Linked DNA regions of Mus musculus: regions 2, 3 and 4 are each linked to region 1. A link is a loop called in an ENCODE intact Hi-C map of the cell type or tissue named here. Cell type or tissue: heart. All regions are shown on one strand. Region 1 has its middle 32 kb from the start of Gm45924. Region 2 holds the start of Cthrc1 (collagen triple helix repeat containing 1). Region 3 has its middle 6.1 kb from the start of Baalc. Region 4 overlaps Rims2 (regulating synaptic membrane exocytosis 2).

The links. Peaks named below come from ENCODE experiments on the same cell type or tissue, not always from the same donor. Only the 100,000 strongest peaks of a DNase experiment are listed, where the experiment ranks them.
Region 2: it touches region 1 in a loop (8-fold over the local background); 18 of 42 quality-filtered maps call a loop at or near these places.
Region 3: it touches region 1 in a loop (6-fold over the local background); 18 of 42 quality-filtered maps call a loop at or near these places.
Region 4: it touches region 1 in a loop (10-fold over the local background); 23 of 42 quality-filtered maps call a loop at or near these places.

The regions. Positions count from the first base shown.
Region 1 is chr15:38,694,043-38,699,042 of GRCm38, reverse strand. No RefSeq gene overlaps it. Among named protein-coding and RNA genes, the nearest start is that of Gm45924, 32 kb to the left of the region's middle. In heart, CTCF peaks have their summits at 2,419 (motif pointing left) and 4,209 (motif pointing left); no DNase peak of the experiment used is centred here.
Region 2 is chr15:39,076,731-39,081,730 of GRCm38, reverse strand. It overlaps Cthrc1 (collagen triple helix repeat containing 1), which reads right to left and starts at 4,799. Exons shown (of 4, transcript NM_026778.3): 1 at 4,572-4,799; 2 at 1,027-1,248. The coding sequence starts at 4,727. In heart, no CTCF peak of the experiment used is centred here; a DNase peak (open chromatin) is centred at 3,000; H3K4me3 peaks cover 1,066 bases; H3K27ac peaks cover 1,013 bases; H3K27me3 peaks cover 359 bases.
Region 3 is chr15:38,925,343-38,930,342 of GRCm38, reverse strand. No RefSeq gene overlaps it. Among named protein-coding and RNA genes, the nearest start is that of Baalc, 6.1 kb to the left of the region's middle. In heart, CTCF peaks have their summits at 2,387 and 2,591 (motif pointing right); a DNase peak (open chromatin) is centred at 2,572; H3K27ac peaks cover 1,050 bases.
Region 4 is chr15:39,214,448-39,219,447 of GRCm38, reverse strand. All of the region lies in intron 1 of Rims2 (regulating synaptic membrane exocytosis 2), which reads right to left. Among named protein-coding and RNA genes, the nearest start is that of Rims2, 19 kb to the right of the region's middle. In heart, a CTCF peak has its summit at 1,988 (motif pointing right); no DNase peak of the experiment used is centred here; H3K4me3 peaks cover 288 bases; H3K27ac peaks cover 231 bases.

The sequences.
Region 1 (5,000 bases):
AGCGAAACTTCAGTGCTCAAGACTCCTTACCCATCAAGAGAGCATGGGGGCGTGCATGTCCTCAAACTATGCAGGCAGACAGAAAGCAAATCACTATTGAGAATCCCAGATATCCCTAGGTAGGCTGTTTAAATTGAGTTTCATAAAATAATGTTTTTAAAATTGTGTCACATGGGGCTAGAGGGATGGCTCAGCAGTTAAGAGAACTGGCTGTTCTTCCAGAGGACCTTGTTCAGTTCCCAGAATCTACGAGACAGCTCACAACCAACTGTAACTCCAGTCTCATGAGATCTAACACCCTCCTCTACTCTCAGACTCACATACACACACACTAAAAAACTAAAAGAATTAAAAATTAGGTCACTTGAAGGTTTTTAGTATGTTCACAAAGTTGTACAACTATTACCAACACATCTATTTTTTATCATTTTCTTTAAAACCCTCTACCAATCGACTGCTATCACCAACCTCTTTGGTACCTTCCCACCACTGAGCTTGAGTCTATGGAGCTGCCTATAGATTTCATCATGTGATTTTTGTCTATCTGGCTTCTTAGTGTGTTTTCATGGCTCATGCATATACTTCGCATGCTTTGAACTTCCTAAGTTTTTGTGTGGTTTCAATTTCTTTGGTGTGTGAGATTCTCAGCAGCTAAGAACATTGGCTGCTCTTTCAAAGGACCTGGGTTCCCAATTCTCAGCAGCTCACAGCTGTCTGTAATTCTAGTCAAAGAAGTGCCTTCTTCAGCCCCCTGAAGGCCCTGCATGCACGTGGTGCACAGATATACACGCAGGCAAAACACCCATGTACATAATATAAAATAAAAAATAAAGGAAAAAAAACGGTTCCCAGAAAATTAAAAAAAAAAAAAAATTTGAAGAAAATTCTGCTTCCAGGAAACACAGCAAAGCCAAGTGTAAAAGAGAGAAAGCCCCATTTGAATAAGGCTTTTGTAGGCTATGAGCTCATGATTCAGAACTGTGACTGGCCATCCCCTGCCTCAGAGCTAAGAGGTGGGGACGAGTAGCCACCAAGGGGCTGTCAAATATCCTGGAGAAGACATAAGCAGCAGAGACAGCAAAGGAGACTCTGGCGGAGGGATATACCCAAAATGTACACGGTGCAAAGGGTAAGCAACCCTAGCCTGCTACTGGGCAGGGCAGCGTCTCTGCACTCAGGGAAGAGACAAGACTCTTCCTTACCTGCACACTACTAATAAAATGTGACCCTTTCCTAAACACAGTGCCTCTTCCCGAGGGCATCGGTGCCTCTCGCAAGAGCCTGAACTTCTCCCATTTGCTGTTCAACTGATCGTGTCATCCAGAAGCATCTCCTGATGTCTCCCCAGAGTCGGTGCAGTGAGTGCCCTGCACACAACGGATGCTAAGTAGGCATTGACAGACAGGAAATTATGCTCCCATCAGAAGCACACAGCTGTGTTTTCAGTTCTGCTGATTCAATATTTCCCATCAGAAACAGCTTTCGGTCTTTCAGTACTGCAAGCGGTTTCTCCTCGTGCACAGGGGCACAGAATGTATGCAGTCCTCTGTGATCAGAGGGAATGCTGTGTGCAGCAACCCAAGGCACATTAACAGTGATTCACACAGCAGTCCTTTCCTCCCCTCCTTTCTCAGATTGCTGGGAAATCAAATCTGGCCATCAAGGTAAATAGAAGCAGGGCTAGCTCTTCTGGTTACAGGAACATCAAGAAGGGGGGAAAGGGGTCAACAGATACAGGCTATGTGGCAGCAAGGGCAAAGGGGCTCACTACCAGACACGGTCACCACATGACCATGGAGCCACACAGACAGCCAAATGTCTATTCCTGTCATGTTAGTTACAAGTCAAGTGATCAGCACAAAGCCAGACTAACTATTGTATAATCATAGACAATTATTTTGAACAACGTTATCTTCAGCTAGACCTACTGTGCGGTTGGAATTAGCAAAGTACAGGTCTACAGGCTGACTTTCCGGACAGGCAGATGACACCATATTAGCTACATTTCTCCTTTGTGCCCAAAAAACTGGCAACAATTTAAGTGGAGGAGGATTTATATGAGCATGAGGTTTAAAAAGGGACAGTCCACTCTAGTGGGAAGGCATGATGGCAGGAATGTGAACGACCAGTGATACTGCCTGGATGCAAGGTAGGAGGAAGATGAGTGCCAGAGCGCCTCCTTCCACTCAGTCTGTAACTCCAAACCCTGGGGTCCAAAACACACTCACTCACACACACACAAATGAGGGGAGCAATTAAGTAAAAAAAATTAATTACTTAGCATTTTCTGGATCTTTTCTATTAATATGGTTTAATAAAATACCCCCAAGCAGAATGTTGCCCCGTGTGGGCTTCTGTTAACATCATATAAATTTTAGAACAAGGAAAGTGATTTCTTTTCAGCAGCACAGCAGAGCCCTCTGGTGGCAACACACGGGACCTGCATGGTCATGATTTTTATAGGAAGCCAAAGTGACTTTATGCTTTCAATAAACATAAAATCTGTACAAACCTACACTCAAAAGAATTAATCCAAATATAAAATGTGTAACTATGAGACATGGTGATCTGTGTTAAATAAAAGGAACTATTTGAGCAAATTAAGTCCTCCTTGAAAGAAAGGTGGACCTGCTGAGGTCCTCCATGTATCTGGCTCTTGGCAAAGTAAAATGAAGCCAGGTCAGCCCATTTCAGTCCCATAGACCTGGCAGAACATCTCTGCGTTGTCACTGCCTCCTGCTTAAAAAGTCTAATTTTCCTGATTTCTGTTTCTCCAGACAATGTTTCTCTAACAGCCTTGACTGTCCTAGAAGTCACTTTGGAGACCAGCTGGCCTTGAACTCATAGAGATCTACCTGCCTCTGCCTCCATAGGATGGAAGGTATGAGCCACCACGCCCAGTTTTACAGTCTCCATGCTGAACATTCCTGACTGTCTTTTCTGCAGAGCTAGACAACAGCAAAGGCGTCTCTGACTGAGTAACACTGTGGCTCCCCTCTAACCCCATCTCTCTCAGATAATGGAGCTTGTATCCAAACAAACCATGAAGGCAGATCTTCTGGACAATGAGATGCTTCCAATGCAATACATCCTTACTGAGAAACCAGAATTACATTCAGTCTTAACAGACTTGTTTTTGTGTGTGAGTATTTATCTGTGTGTGTGCAGTGTCCACAGAGCCAGAGACTCCTGATCACTCGGAGCTGGAGTTACAGGTTCCTGTGAGCCTTTAAGTGCTAGGAATCAAACCTGGGTCCTCTGCAAGAGCACTAACTGCTGAGCCATTAAAAAAAAAAAAAAGAAAAAATTCAGGGGCTGGAGAGGTGGCTCAGCGGTTAAGAGCACTGACTGCTCTTCCAGAGGTCCTGACTCCAATTCCCAGCAACCACATGACTCACAACCATCTGTAATGGGATCCAATGCCCTCTTCTGGTGTGTCTGAACATAGTGACAGTGTACTCAGATACATAAAATAAATAATTCTTCTTAAAAATGCAGACTAAGACTGAGTTTACACTGACATACTTTTTTAAAAAATTAGTAATGTTTTTGTTGTTTTATTTTATTTTTTTTTTATTTTTGTTTTTGAGACAGGGTCTTCTCTCTACATAGCCCTGGCTGTTCTGGAACTCACTATGTAGACCAGGCTGCCCTGGTCACAAAGATCCACCTGCCTCCCCAGCTAGGGACAGGATCAAGCATGCACCATCACACCTGGCAGTAAGGATTTTTTAACTGAGTGCTGGTCTCAAAATTGTAATGTTTTCCATGTTTTCTCTATAACACAACACTGTTACAGACTTTACAAACTGTCTTTCACTGACTTACTACATTTGATTTTAACCAAGAAACTGAGAAATGATTTCTTCTTTTACTAACCCTAATACAACAATGACCATCTATTTTTCTAAAGGTAGCAAAGGTTTTCACTGTAAGCAGTCTAGTATCTACACATGTGGTTTTTAGCTTTGTGCATATTTTCTTAAGGTGGAAAGGAAGCCAGTAGAGAAAATTGTCAACATCAATTCCTGTTTCATTTCCAATACCTGGGAGTATAATTCAGAAATAAGAGGAGAGATGCGGGGCTGGAGAGATGGCTCTGTGGTTAAGAACACTGTTCTGCTGAAAGTCCTGAGTTCAAATTCCAGCAACCACATGGTGACTCACAACCACCCACAATGAGATCTGCCGCCCTCTTCTGGGGTGCCTGAACAGCTACAGTGAACTTACATATAATAAATAAGCCTTTAAAAAAATAAATTAAAAGGGGGGAGGGGCACTCACAGTACTGAGTGGATGAGCACAAAGGAGTGCTCTGAAGACACTACCTGATGTGTGCCTGCTCTAAAATCCATCAGGACAAGCTCCACAGAGGCTCCTTTAAGAACAACTAGAGCAGAAGTGCAGAGGCAATCTATCTTCTGGGCACTGTGCTGTAGGTCACTAAAGCACGACTCACCATCTGAGACTACTCTGGGCTCCTGCCAAACACCAACACAGTTTAGTACCTGGGTAATCCACTCTCCAAGCTCATTTCTATTGCAAAGAGTAAGGGGTGTGCTCCGGCCACTCACATGACACCGAGGATGTCATGGGAAGATCCCAGCAGTCAGAAATGATAAGATTGAAACATGTCTCTGACACAAAGTTTGTGAGCCCAAGTTGTAGGGCTGGGGAATGTAGTGGTGGAATGACTGGTTACCTAGCACGTGTCAGCCCTGGGTTCTATGCCCAGCATCACACATGCATGTGCACATGTATGTATTTGTGGCTTAACTCCTACACTGAAACAGGGCTGACCATTCTATCACCACAGACAAAGGCTACGGCATCAGGTAAGAATGGTCTCCAAATGTTTTCAAGACGTCTTACAATTACCTAGGCTTCATAGAGGAGACCCAGGAGACTCCTTGGGAAGAAGGCAAGGGAACAGGACCAATCCTCTCCCAAATGGTGGCTGCCAGCAACACCACCACTACTCCACCATGGACTGAACTCAC
Region 2 (5,000 bases), 380 kb before region 1:
ATCACACTTTCTTTAATATATATACATATATATAACCAAAATGTGGTAGCTAGATGAAAACCTGTCACACAGAATCAAGGCATTCTTGAACTTTTAAAATAGAGCAGAAGAGGTTGAGATGAAAAACATGGATGATGCCATACAACTTAAAACCTTAGAGTTTTATGAAAATAAACTTCTGTTTTCCGGGTGGTCGTGGTAAGCAGAACCATGAAGCACCAAATTATAGCTAAGGAGGCAGAAACAGAGGTGGTCATCAAAAGAAGATACGGAAACAGCACGGACTTTCTCAGCTCTGTCTCTTCTCCCCCCCCCCCGCCCCCCCCCGCCCCCCCCGCCCCCCCGGACTCGCCAATGGCACTTCATCCGGCCGAGGGCCTTAAGCACACGAGGCTCCGCATGCTCCCCCTCAGCTACACCCGGGGCCTCTTGGAGACAAAGCACTAATCACTGGACCACTCAACAGTCCCTGGATCATTCATCAAAATGCCCTCCCTGACATGCTATTTTGCGTGCTTCTCCTTACACAAATATTACAGAATCACCATCGTCACTATTTTAAATCACTAGCATTGACTTCAGTTCCCCTAATTTCAGCAGTTTTAAGCTGAGCACGGCGACCAAGGACAAAAGGACTCCCCGAAGCAGGGATCCCAGTCACGTGGTAATTTTTAGGTTCATCTTCCACTTTTAGCTCTGAAGCTACAGCAGGATGTATTAGATTAATTTAAAGTTACTTTACAAGACTGGTTCCTGTCTAATTTGAAAAAAAAAAAAAAGCTATACTTTTTGCGTTTGCTTTATAAAATAGTGATTATCTATCTTAGAAATGCCTTTATAAAATTAGCTGAAACGTTACCATTTTTTTAAATTAATTTTTAAGTAAAAAGTCAGCACATTACCTATCCTGAATCTTTTAATTTAAGGTCCTTTGGTTTAACAACAAAATAAAAAATAAATTTGGCAATGACTTATACAAACTCTTATATTTTGCTTCAACTTTATTATAATTTGGGCTTTACTTACCGCAATTTTCCCAAGATCTATGCCATAGTTCAGCGAACTCCACGAACACTGCTTATAGTTTGGGGTCCAGGACTCCTCAAAGCTTTCCCTTAAGCATTCTCCCTTTTCCCCTTTGAATCCATCCCGACCTGGGATGCCAGGTGTGCCAGGAATGCCGTTGGCCCCAGGGCTCCCATCACGACCGGGAACTCCTGCTGGTCCTTGTAGACACATTCCATTATACTTCGGTGCAAAGGAGAAAGGGGGACAGTACCATTACTTAACATGCAGACTCAGTGTAGGGCATAGGGAGGTAGTCCAGTGGTAGAACTCTTGCCTGGCATGCAGGATGCTCAAGGTTTGATCCCCAGTACAAAATAAGTAAATAAAGAAATACAGTCATGAATACATAAACAGTATGTGAGAGTCAAATGATCACAGCTGCGTTTATTTTTAATAAACTGGCAGAGTCCCTCTAACCCACCTCGTCCGTGTTCTAATGGATTATTATGGCGAACTCATTTTAAGGGTGTTTAAAATTTCTCCTCCAGAACCTGACATTCTATGTTAGCTTCTTACAATCCCTTTCTTTTTATTTGTTTGTTTTAGGGTTTGTTGTTATTGTTGTTTTGTTTTGTTTTGTTTTGTTTTTAAGAGACAGGGTTTCTCCTTGTACCCCTGGCTGTCCCAGAACTCTCTCTGCTTCTCAAGTGCTAGGATTAAAGAAAGGCATGCACCACCACTGCCAGGCCCATAATCCCATATTTTATCAAGGGACTTGGTTCTTGGAACTTTTACATTACTATACAAGATTTTTAATGCTTGTTTTTGGTTATTTCTCTTTTTTGTTATAAATATTAATATAATGAGAATACTTGGCCATATAGATTTTTTTCCTTTTGAGTGATTTCCCTAAGATTAATTGCTAGGGAAATAATTGTGAAATAAAACTTTAGCAGTCAGTAGCTGTCTTGTATCACAGCATCTCTAAGTTGTATGTGCACCTCCTCTGCTCTTCCCATTTTTATGCAGAGGAAAGTGCAGTGGGTAGAACTTCTCCAGTCCATTCTGTCTTCCTCAAGAGGAGTCTGTGGCCCAGTTAGTTTCACGTGATCCCCTGTCCTCAGCAGGTGTGTAATAATCTAGCAAACCATCTGTAAGCGCTAGTGTTCTCTGTTCTGTTGTTTCTTTCTGTGTGCTGTAGAATTTAAAGGCGTGGATTCTAGAACCTTTTTTTTTTTTTTTTTTTTAAATACTAGACTCATCCCGTCTTAGATGTATGAGACCAGGCCATTTACTCAGCATTTCAGTGCCCATTTCCTTATGAATAAAATGAAGATGATAATAAGCATTCTTGCCATGAAGTTAACAGTTGGTAGCACACGTGTGCCTGTAATCCCTTTCCCCTGGGAAGCAGAGGCAGGGACCCAGAGTTTAGGATCCTGTCAAAACAGCAAATTTGTGCCTAGTCTGGGATACATGGGACCACACCTCAAAACACACACACACACACACACACACACACACACACAGAGAGAGAGAGAGAGAGAGAGAGAGAGAGAGAGAGCACGCATGTTCACATTACATCAATGAGGCTTGAACTTAGAACCTTACACATATCAGGCAAGTACTCTACCATTGAGCTACAGTGGAAATATTTTGAGCGTTGCTTATCAATTCCTGCACTTATCCTTGTATTAGTTCACATAGAAACAGGGATGATGTTAGACTTTTCAAAACACAATGAATTCCAATTAAATTTTTTACTTTAACATTTCATTTATTGTTGTAAATTCCTCTAGTATGATTTGATAATTTCTAAATTCCTCTCAGGAAAGATGCTACATAGAGTATGTTTGTCTTTTCTTAACTTAAAATGCTAGTTCCAATAGGTATTTAGAATCATTAGTGAAAGTCAACAAAATGAAAACATGTGAATGGAAGCTCAAATTCCCTCACCCAACGCCCCATTTCCTGTGTTGGCCACCAGGGGGCAGAATTCAGTGGGAGCGTGAAAGACACGCTTTGAAAGCGCCTATACAAAGTCGCTTTATAGAATCTGTGGAAACCTTCCTAATGACTGTGTGGACTTTTTCTGACACCAGAACCAAATCCAATCTACAGGATGCACCTGAGCCTGGCAGCACAGTATGCTTTTCCAAGTTGGGGTAGAGTTGTGGTACTGTATAATCCTTAGAGGGGGAAAATGCTAGCTTTATGGGGAAATGACTATTTTATGTATCTTAACTACACATTCATAATACGCAAACTGCACACGAGCCACATTCATGTGGCACTTTTTTTTTTTTTAACAACTTAGGCACTCAAAATAGAACTGTAGCTCCAACACAGTATGCTTTTGTGGAGGAAAATTATATATCAGAGCATAAAACAACAAAACCCTACCACTGCTGCGTGAAACAGCAGGGATTTTCCCCCAGTGCTTTTGAATCAGTTTAGAACTAGCTGTCAAGGAGCTTGGTTTATTAGCTCAACTTAGAATGTCAGTGGAAGAAATTCAAATCTAAAAAAAAAATAATAATAATAAAATAAGTAAATGTCCCCTGTCCTTTATGTATCGCAGTGCCTGACAACCATATAGCTTGGTTTAAGGACAGAAGTTTATGATGTGCCAAAGACTACAAATCTATCGATGGCTGGCTTTTGAGTGGGACAGACAAACTCTCTGCCCTCCACTAGGTTTATTGACTTTTAGAGGGAAAGGTTTTAAGCAAACAGACTTTCCCACAGATTAGCCTCTCAGAAAGCCCTTGGGATATTTGCTTTCCTGGGAGCGCTTTCCTTCCCCTTAGCTTGAGTACAGTGTTCCTGACTGGTTAAGACCTGACTGCTCATCTGTTTTAAACAGATCAGGCAAAATGGGTCCTTGGAAGGGCTCCTAGTGGGGCCTTCATTTTTCCCCTTCAGCTTCAAAGCCTCTGACCACTCCTGGCTCAAGCTGTGGTCCTCTAAGGAGTAAACTGCAGTTCATATTTCCCAGGGAGATGACACAAAGTGATTCATAATCTTCAAGTTAGCTGAACAAATGCTTTGTGGGGGTTGTTAGCCTCTCCTCCAGGCAGACGTGGCCAGACCGTGGCCACTGGTCCTCACAAAGGACACGTTGCACAGCCTTGGCCCAGGGCCAAGCGGCCAGCTGGCCTAGGGTCTTCCTCGGGCTTTCTTTTGAAATCAACTGACTAACTCAATCTACTCCAGTTGCAGCCACAGCATCCCCCCACTTCTCCCAACGGTGGCCTCCCCTGGAGCCAGAAATTACTGGGCGACTTACACGGATTTGGGCATCCCACCTGACCCACGTCGGAGCATGTGGTGACCTCTCATGATCTCCCGTAGCGGTTCAAGACTCTGCTGCAGGCGTGCGTCAGATCCGTCCCCACACAGGTACACAGGCAGGACACTGAGGCACTCAAGCTTCTTAACGTGCTGCCCTACACTCACCCCTACGGTCAGCACCACCACCATCTATACTGATGCCCTCCCGGTGCGATCCTGGCTGAGTCTTCTCCTCCAGCACTGAGGTCAGGACCGACTCTCAGACTTACCAGGTCTACCACCTCCCTCTGCCGGATCAGCGCTTTTTGCTTCACCTTGGGGTTCTCAGAGGCGCTGATCGGTGCGGACAACTGTAGCAGCAGCAGCAGCACAAGGAAGAGACCGAGCAGCAGCTGCGGGGGGGCCGCGCGGCCTTGGGGGTGCATGGTGTGCGGTGGCTGCGAAGCGCGGAGCAGGAGGTAAAGGGGTCGGCAGGAGCCTGACCCTGCTCAGCGTCTGGCCCAGCCCTGCAGCCTGCCGCATCAATGCGCCTTTCACTGAGCGCCGCCCTCCCTTCTTCCCTCCCACCCCCTGGACGCCCGGAGCTTGCATACTGTTATAGGCCTGGGTCCCGGGTCTAGCCCGCCCCTCCTCCGCAGCTCCGCCCGCCCAGACCCCCGCGGGGTGCTGCAGAACCAGAGAGGAATGCAGAGACCAGG
Region 3 (5,000 bases), 230 kb before region 1:
CTTCTGTGCCTCTTGCTTCTTTGGACTGCATCCCCAAATTGTTGAGGTTTGCTCTTTTGCTATGTATTGTAATGCTAATACTGGCCCACAAGGCCTTGTGTATTGCCACCAATGTACCTTGATCCTTAATTTAAAACCACTGCTTGAATGAAGATGCTGACTGCCCATAGCTGGGCAGAAGAGGGATAGGTGGGATTTTGGTTCCTGGGCTTGCAGCTGGAGCAGAGACCACAAAGATGAGGAGGAGAGAGAGAAGGTGGAGGGAGGAGAAGACACCATGGGGTAAGTGAGTCATGAAAACATGGCCAGGGCTAGCCAACTGGATTTAAGAGAAGCCCAGATAACATGGCCAATTATAATTCAGGGTAATTGATGGGGAAGGAGATTCTAATAGCTTAGAGGGTAGATATCTGCCCATCTCTAGTGCATTAAAGGATTAATATAAATATAAAGGTTATATGTATTTTATCTGGGAACTGAATGGTCAAAGGTGGAGTAGAAACCCCAGAATGAAATTAAATAGTTTTTACAACACAAAATAAATCCCTCTGTTCTTCCCTAATTGCTTGAGTCAGGTAGGTATATTGTCTCAGCAATAAGACAAGTAACTCACACAATGTTTGTGGCAGTGTTATACCTAGTAACTGAAAAGCAGAAAAAAACCAAACATCCCACCAGCTGGTGGGTGGATTAATACACATCAGTGGAAATGCAGATATATGCTGTACACCAACAAAGCTTGAAACATTATGCTAACTAACTGAAAAGCCACTTTACAGAAGGTAGTTTGTAAATCCACATTATGAAATACTCAGAAAGAGGCCATTCTAGCGGTGGGAAGGTAGCTCAGTGGTCACCAAGGGCATGGGTGTTGGGATGAGATGAAAAATTACTCGTAAGAGGTATGCTATTTTTCCTCCAGGTAATGAAAATGTTCTAAAATTGGTGGTGCAGTTGGCAGTACAGCTATAAGAGCTGAAATCATTTAATTGTGTTTGATAGATCAACAACATGATGTGTGCATTATAGCTAAAGAAAGCAAGAATCAAAGGGGAAACTGAGCAACACGTTTCAGAATGTTTAATTGGCTGAAGAACAAAAAGGTGAACTGGGACTTGAACAGCTAGAGTTGGGGAAGAGACTGAATTCTGCACTTGTAATCCCTAAGGACACAGGTCCTGACCATCGTGCCTGGATCCTCTGTTCCCTGAGAGTCTGTCACATCTGCCTTTAGCCACTGAGGTTACTGAGGAAACAGCTTCCTGAAGCCCTCAGCCACAGGCAAGGGGAACACCGCAGAGGTAATGCCGGAACCAAGAGCAGCAACCACAGTGTCTGATTTCTGAAGCCTACAGCACTGGTTCTCAACATGTGGGTTGCGACCCCTTTGGAGTTGAATGACCCCAACACATGGCTCCATCAGAAAACACGGATATTTACCATCCACAAGAGTAGCAAACTTAGAGTAATAAAGTCACAACAAAAATAACTTTATGGTTGGGGGTCACCACAACATGAAGAGCTTTATTAAAGGGTCTCAGTGTTAGGAAGGCAGAGAAGCACTGCCCTACAGCGAAACCGGCAGGAAACAAACAGCCTGGAAATCTGAGAGGCAGCCCACAGGGAAAGCTGCGCTCTTCCTGTGCTCTCCTTGGACTCTGTACCTTCCCCCCACCGACCTCCTTCCCTCTCTGACCCCACAGTGGTGCTTCCCTTTTGGAAGCTTCATTTCTGCAGATCTGAGGCTGTGCTCACCAGGTCTCCGTGGTAACTTCTTTGGGCTATAATAAAAATTCAGTTCCCTCCACTTGGTTGCTGTTTCTAAGGCGGGTAGTATTACTGTGACCACTCTAGCAGCCTGTACTCCCCCTAGGTTGCCCCAAACACTTCTTGACCCCCTTTCCTTTTCCTTGGATATTTCTCTGAAAAACTTTAAAGGTATACCTTGTGTGTTATTTCGTTAGAGTAGCTTCCAGTTCACGAATCTTAAGATTCACTTCAGCCCACAACATCTTGCAGTTCCTTTTATAAAATTATGTTTATTTACCTTACTTTTAAAAATAGATGTTTTAGGGAGTGAAGAGATGGCTCAGCAGTTAAGAGCACTGACTGCTCTTCCAGAGGTCCTGAATTCAAATCCCAGCAACCACGTGGTGGCTCAGCACCATCTGTAATGGGATCTGATGCCCTCTTCTGGTGTGTCTGAGGACAGTGACAGTGTACTCATATGCATTAAATAAATAAATAAATAAATAAATAAATAAATGCTGTTTCTGGTTACAGGAGATGGCCAATTTAGGCTCTATATCCCCCATTACTGGGAGTCTTAGCTAGGGTCACCCTTTAAATTCCCTGCTGTTTCCTTTGCACTAGGTTTCTACCTCACTTCCAAATGCCCCTCAATTGCACTTGTCTCTCTCAGTATTCTTTCTCTCTAGTCAAGACTTCCAGTGGAGAGTCTGGGACGCCAACTCAGGCATAAAACATTCGACCTATTATTTGTCCTTTCTGCAACGCGTGCTGGGGCAAAGGTAGCTCAGAAATTGTGGGAGTGGCCAACCAATGACTGATCCAGTTTGAGAGCCATGCCACAAGAGGGAGCCCACCCCATTGCCTGGAGGCCCAGGAACCAGAGACTGGAGAGCCCAGAGACATACAATAGAGCCAAACATAACTGGGGAAGGGAGGTGTAATGAAATAACTCCCATATTCTACAGGACTTGTAGACAGGAGCCTGGTGTAATCGTCATCAGAGAGCCTTCATCCAACAACTGATAGGAGCAGACACAGAGACCCACAGCTAAATGCTGCGGAATTCTTCGTAAGAGGAAAGATTCTGTAGGAGCCAGAGTTGTTAAGGACACCACAAGAAAACTCACAGAATCAACTAACCAGGGCTCCTGGGTGCTCAGGGAGACGCCTGACCTAGGTCTTCTGCATATGTTACAGTTGCGTAGCTTGGTCTTCTTGTGTGACTCCTAACAGTGAGAGTGGCCGTTGTCTCTGACTCTTTTGCCTGTTTTGGGGATCCTTTTCCTCCTACTAGGTTGCCTCATCCAGCCTTCACATGACGGGAAGTGCCTGTTCTTATTGCAACTTGATATGTCATACTTGTTTGACATTCCTGGGATGCCTACCCTTACCAGAAGAAAAATGAAGGAGGTGTGGGTGGTCCAGGGGTGGAGGAGAGGGGAGTGGGGAGAGACTGCAGTTGGGATGCAATATATAAGAGAAGAGTAACTTTTAAAAGTTTTTTAAAAATAGGTGTTTTATGTAGGAAACTGGCTACAGTGAAAAGAAAGTGAAAATTACCTACAACCTACCAAGGATAACTACTAGAAGATATTTGCTGTCTCTCCTCTACCAATTTTCAATGCATGAGTGTGTGCATACTCTGCTCTTTTTTTTGTTTGTTTGTTTTGGTGTTTTGTTTTCTGAGACAGGGTTTCTCTGTGTAGTCCTGGCTGTCCTGGAACTCACTTTGTAGACCAGGCTGTCCTGGAACTCAGAAATCTGCCTGCCCCTCCTCCCAAGTGCTGAGATTAAAGGTGTGTGCTAGATTATTTGGTGGCTGGAGTGTCCAAGAAAGTCTGGCAATACCAAATGATCTGTAAGAAGAAGGGATGAGGCCCTTAAAAGGCAATGCCTCCTGTACCCATGTCTCCTCCTCCTCTGTGAAGCTTACTGTGGATCCCATTTCCTTCGGTTCCAGGGCTCCATCACCACCACAGCCAGGGGCATTATTTAGCTGTGCAATCCCAAGCACCTACCAAGCCACATTCTTACCACGGATACTCTCTTAGCGTGACTCTTAGGGTGACACAAGGGCCAGGGCTGAAAAGTCCCAGTGGCTCTCAGCATCACACTTTCCATCTTTGGACTGCTTTACTCAAGGAGTGTTGGGCTTTTCTTGGTTGAGGTCCCAAGGACCTGATTCTGCTGGGATGAGAGGGCTTAGCTTACGTTTATCTCTTTACATGTCAGACACAGTATCCTGCTCATGGCCTGGCCTCTTACCACAAAGCTAAAAGATCTAATCAATAAAGGACTTTAAAATTCCCTTCAGGTGACTCCCTTAGACTGACCTAAAGGTATCTGGAGCCACCAGAGCCTTGAGAGGTTTGCTCTTTAGAGTCTTCCTTCAGTCATAGTTTTGTGCTCTGCTTTGTAGAATGTTGGCATTGCCCATACATTATATACTGGAAGCTAATTTCCAGTACAATAGTGATAAAGGTACGACCTTCACAAAGAGATTATCATGTGGACCCTTCCCTCATGGATAAAACCTGTGCCTTTTTACGAAAGTTTGAAGAAGCCATCTGCCCCAGTTGGTCATGTGAGGAAGCATCAAAGGGCGCCATCTTTGAAACAGGGAATGAATCTTCACCAGATAATGAACCTGCTGGTGTCTCCATCTGGGCCTTCTCACCCTCTAGACCTAGTAGAAACTTTCTATCTACAAACCACCTGCTGTAGGGTCATTTTGTTTTAGCAGCCAAGATAGACAAAGGTCCTCTGTTTCCTTTTATCTCTTGGTTCAACTGCTTTAGAAGTGGCAGGCTCTTTAAGAAAGTGATAGCTGATTCCCTGGTTGTGTTTTTATTCCTTGTTGTTTTCTGGACTTAGAACAACTGGATTCTAAAGTTGTTAATAAATCGTTCTCTGAGACAGATATGAGAAATTACATGTTATTTTTTCTTTATTGAATCTAAAAATATATATATTGAGGTCCATGAAAATGAAAAAGCTTTGATCAGTTGGAGTGTTTTAAGTTTAGACCTCTAGCGTGTATCTCAGACACCTGCCATGTGTCTTCACACTGCTTCACTGGGCTGTGGAAAACATCCACTGCAACACTTTACATTCTGTAACTTAATGGGGAATTTATGAATCGCTAACAGTTACTGAAAAATAAAGTTTTGAAATTTTTTAAAAAACTAGCATATCATTTCTTACCAATCAGATTGGCAAAGGTTAGGAAACCCCGTCAATCCCATTGC
Region 4 (5,000 bases), 520 kb before region 1:
CTTCAACAGCAGCAGCAATACCTGGTATTAAGACATACCTAAAAATAAAGAAAGAAAAAAGAAGACCATAAGTCAAAAAATACTACTACCTTTGAAGTAAAATTTGAAGATAAATAATCACAATCCTAAGAAGACAAAGACTTTCCATCAATATTTTCCAAAAAGAATGAGGGCATTTCTAAAGGTTTTACAATATGCTTGTATAGACTTCCTTATCAGTGGTCGCCAACAAGAAGAATCTGAAGAGACCATCATAAAAAATTCTTGAAAATATATTTCAAAAATTCTTGAAAGACCACAATGTTTGTCTTATACAATATGCATAAGAAACAAGAATTTCACTTCTTCCCTTTAAATATTACCTGAGTGACTAGAAATGACGATGTCATCAATAGTCATTGTGGCTATAATGAACTCATAGTTTATGGGCACTTTCATCTGTATAGTGCCACTTTAATCCTGTAATTTCCTTACTATAATTCCAAAATACGAAATCTCTGGAAAACAAAGCAAAAATCTCTTTCAAGAAAAATCCCTGATTCACATGTAAATATTCATCCATTTTGCTGGAGAAAAATGAGTGTGTTTAATTGGAGGCTGCTGTCCTGTCTACTGACAGTCACAGGACTATGGTCTGTGCACCTTTGCACTTCGAATGTCCAATTTGACATGAATCCTAGAGGACCTTGGCATTAGGATTTCAGTTTAGAGATCACAGCTTTTGTTTTTAACATTTTGTAGATTTTTGTAGAGCTTATTTAATTTTTTCACAACGAAATGTTATGATGGTGCTGAAACTCTAGTCAAAGCATCTCATTTTTATTTATTTTTTTATCTTCTACCCACAACTGGCCAAAAATGAAAACTCTTCTTCAGTATCAAAAGATTTCCTGTTCCAGGGCTGGGAAGAGCAGCTCAGTAGCTCAGAGAGTAAAGTGCTTACTATGCAAACATGAGGACATAAATCCACATCTCCCCGAATCCACAGAAAGCCAGACATAGTAGCCCACAGCAAGTGTAGTCCAGTGCTCCTACGTCGGGATCAAAGATGGGGACAGGAGAATTTCCGGATGCTTGAGAAACAGCTAGTCTGTCTTACAAAGCTTTCTAAAAACTAAGAGCCTGTGTCAAGGTGGAAGGAGCAGGTGAATACTGGATGCTGTCCTCTGACCTCCACATGAATGCATGTCACACCCACACACATAAAGAAATATGCACACACACATTAAATACACACACAAAGACTAAAAGATTTCATATCTCATATATCTTGTGTAAGCTAAAGTTAATGCAAATTTTTAAACAAAGTTTAATTTGTATCTAGCCTTCAAAAAACTTTTCCTGCTCCTTAAGTGTGTTCTGGTCCACACTGTTTTATGCAAATAGCTACACTTACTGCAATTAAAATTTACTGATCCAGAAGTTAAGCATACCATTTTTATGTCAATACCAATTTTTGCTGATCTTGTAAAAACGTCAAACCCAGACAAGATTTTTAAGGATAAATTATAAATAACTGTCGTAGACACTGCCAAACTTTACAGTATCAATCCTATTAACCCACGACTTATTTCTTGTTCTTCCACATGATGAGATACATTCCTTCTACTCTAACCTAGGCATGATCATAAAACATGCTTTGTACAAAATGTAAGCAGAAGTTATGCATGCACTTCTGAGAAGAAACTTAAGGAGACAATTTGATTCAACACTGTTCTCTACTGCTCTATGCACAACATTACAGAGAGTGTGTGCATACATAATAGTCTATGCCGGGGATGATAATGGTGCAGAATAGACACACGCACCCCGTAGCCCAGAGAAAGAATCATATAGAATAAAAAGTAAGTCAATGCTGTTCTACATATGGGCATTTGAGGACAGCATCGTCTATGACAGGCAGCCTATTAAAAATCCACTGCCTCTCGGTTCCAAATCTACCCTTCTCTGCCCAGCTTTGTATTTTTCCCTGGGGTGCAATGTTAAGATTTGACAGTAGAGGGAGCCATGATGACATTAAAGGAAGAAATGTCTCCGTGCTTTGTTGCTTTTGTTTACATGGCTACCTGGAGCTAATGAATACCCACTAGTATTAGACCTACTTGTATGCTTCACCAGCACCCCACAGGCCTTCCTTCCAGCAAATTCTGGAGGCACTCCCACCGGCAAGCTCTTAGTAAATCTGACTGACATTCCAATAAGCTTCCCAAAGGGTTCCTTGAGCACCACAGGCAGCCTATCCACCAAGGCCAACAGCCCCCACAAATGACTTCCTTTCATAAAAACAGACGACTTTGTTTGCCCTAGCTTGGCAAGCACCAGACAGCAAAGTGGGCCGCAGCCACACCTCCACAGTGTCTGAATCTCAGCCTCAGGCACAAAGGAAAAAGCTTCGTCCATTTTTTTCAATTCATGGGTACTCTGCCTCAGGATAATCTATATTAATGTTTTTCTGCTCAAAGAACTATCGTAGCTTCTATATTCTAACTGGACTCTGAAACATGGTCTATGCTAGCATATAACACAATAAATGGTAATATGAATGTATGTTAATATTTAGGGGTTATTTGTTGGATTTTATTTCACAGCTACTTCTAACATCCATGACTGCCAAATGATCTGATCACACTTTAAACACAGTCATAAAGCTGAACTCACAGAACTACTTTTTTCATTTAAACACACTCTTTGCTACTAATTCCAAAAGAACAAAATTATATACACACACACACACACACACACACACACATATATATATATATATATATACACTTTACTGTAAGAAAAGGAATAACCCCTCACAAACTATGCAGTCACTTGTTTCCCAGCTGAGGCTCTGTATTGTAGGCTGCAGTCTTTAGGGCAGGCATTTGAAAAGTATACTTTCTGCATTTTGCATTTTCTTTGATTGTTGTGTCCATGTTCTCTATGGAATCTTCTGCACCTGAGATTCTCTCCTCCATCTCTTGTATTCTGTTGCTGATGCTCAAATCTATGGTTCCTGATTTCTTTCCTAGTGCCTGGCAAACACAGAAGTGGATGCTCACAGTCAGCTATTGGATGGATCACAGGGCCCCCAATGGAGGAGCTAGAGAAAGTACCCAAGGAGCTGAAGGGATCTGCAACCCTATAGGAGGAACAACAATATGAACTAACCAGTACTCCCCGGAGCTCGTGTCTCTAGCTGCATATGTAGCAGAAGATGGCCTAGGCAGCCATCACTGGGAAGAGAGGCCCCTTGGTCTTGCAAACTTTATATGCCTCAGTTTAGGGGAACGCCAGGGCCAAGAAGTGGGAGTGGGTGGGTAGGGGAGTAGGGGGTATGGGGGACTTTTGGGATAGCATTTGAAATGTAAATGAAGAAAATACCTAATTAAAAAATTGAAAAAAAACAGCAAAAAGAAAAGAAGAAAGAAAGGTGCACTTCTGTTCTTCTGGCTCTAGCACATGTGTTTTCTCTGCTTCCTGACCCCTACCCTGTGCACGACCACACCAAGTGCTGCTGCCACCACGGATCAGGACAAGAAGCTTTGCCTCATCCGTTCACTAGGACCCTCAGAAATTACAAGTGAAAATTGTCTTTCTTCCCTTGAGCTGTTTAGTCACAGCTACAAGAAAAGTTAATAGTTACACAGATCTTTACTTAAATTGCAATATAAAATATGCAGCACAGCCTTCATACAGTGAAAATGCCATATCTGGTAATATTTCAATGACTCTCCTGCTTTAGCCACATGTTAAATTTCCCCACACCCTATGAAAATATAATTATTGACTAAAGTGCTATTTAGGAAGAGTATTTTAATCTTTATACCCTTAACACCAAACAATTCATTCTGCTTACCTTCAATTCTTCCGTCCCATCTCTACTTTAACTTTTTTTAGTGGGAAGACTGTCTCACTATGTAGCCCTGGCTCGATATGTAGTGTTGCCTTAAAACTCATAAAAATATGTAGATCAGATGTAGACTAAATTCTAACTCTGGAAGAAACTCCTAAGTAAATAAAAAGTGCACAACTAAAGTACACATATACTCATGCAGGCAAAATACACATATAAAGTAAAAAAAGAAATACACACACATATACATTTGTGTGGGTATTCAAATTTATTTCTACTGGTGCTCAATAGAAAAATAAGGAGAATGACCTCCACCCAATAAAAGCTGTTCTGTCCTAATCCTAGGAATATATGAACATGTTTCCTTTTGTGCCAAAGGAAATTTAAAGTTGCAGCTATAAGAGGAAGGTACTATTCTGGAATATCTGATATAGGCAAGCACAATTAATCACAATACTCCTTGGACAAGAAAAGGCAGAAAAAGATGAGATAATAAAAGAAGTGTGAGAGTCATGTCATCTAGAGAAGGATACAGCCCCACTGTCAGTTCTGAAACAGAGGGTTACATGCAAGAGACCTCTAAAAAGTAAAGATATTCTCTAGACAACTGCTAGTGAAAAACCGGAAATCTTGGTTCTATTAACAAAAAACAAAAGCATACACACACACACACACACACACACACACCACCTGTTCACTTTGGCCAACTAAAATGAGCAAGCAAATAGAGCTTCCAGAGGAAACACACTTGAGCCTTCACCTTGACTGTAACCCAACAAGGCTATGTGAGGTATCGACCTGTAGAGCTGTACAATAATACATCTAGGGTCTCTCAAGCCACTGGAGAGGTGTACTAAGTAACTTTGGAAGATCTAGGACTTTCCTAACAAATGTAACACTACCCTCATAATAGTTGTTGAAAGTATTTGCTGATAACATTCTCAATAGTGGTCAAGGTTTTGTTTTGTTCAAAACTAATTTATTTCTTAAAAAACAGAGTGTGTATGATATTTTAGACAATATTTTAAGAGCTTTGCAAGTATAAACTGAATTTTCAAAACAGCTTCTGAGATGCATATTGTCATTCCCATTTTACAAATACACACACACTGAGGTAAACCAAGTAACAATGGGAGTTAGACCCTGGTTGTCTGATTCT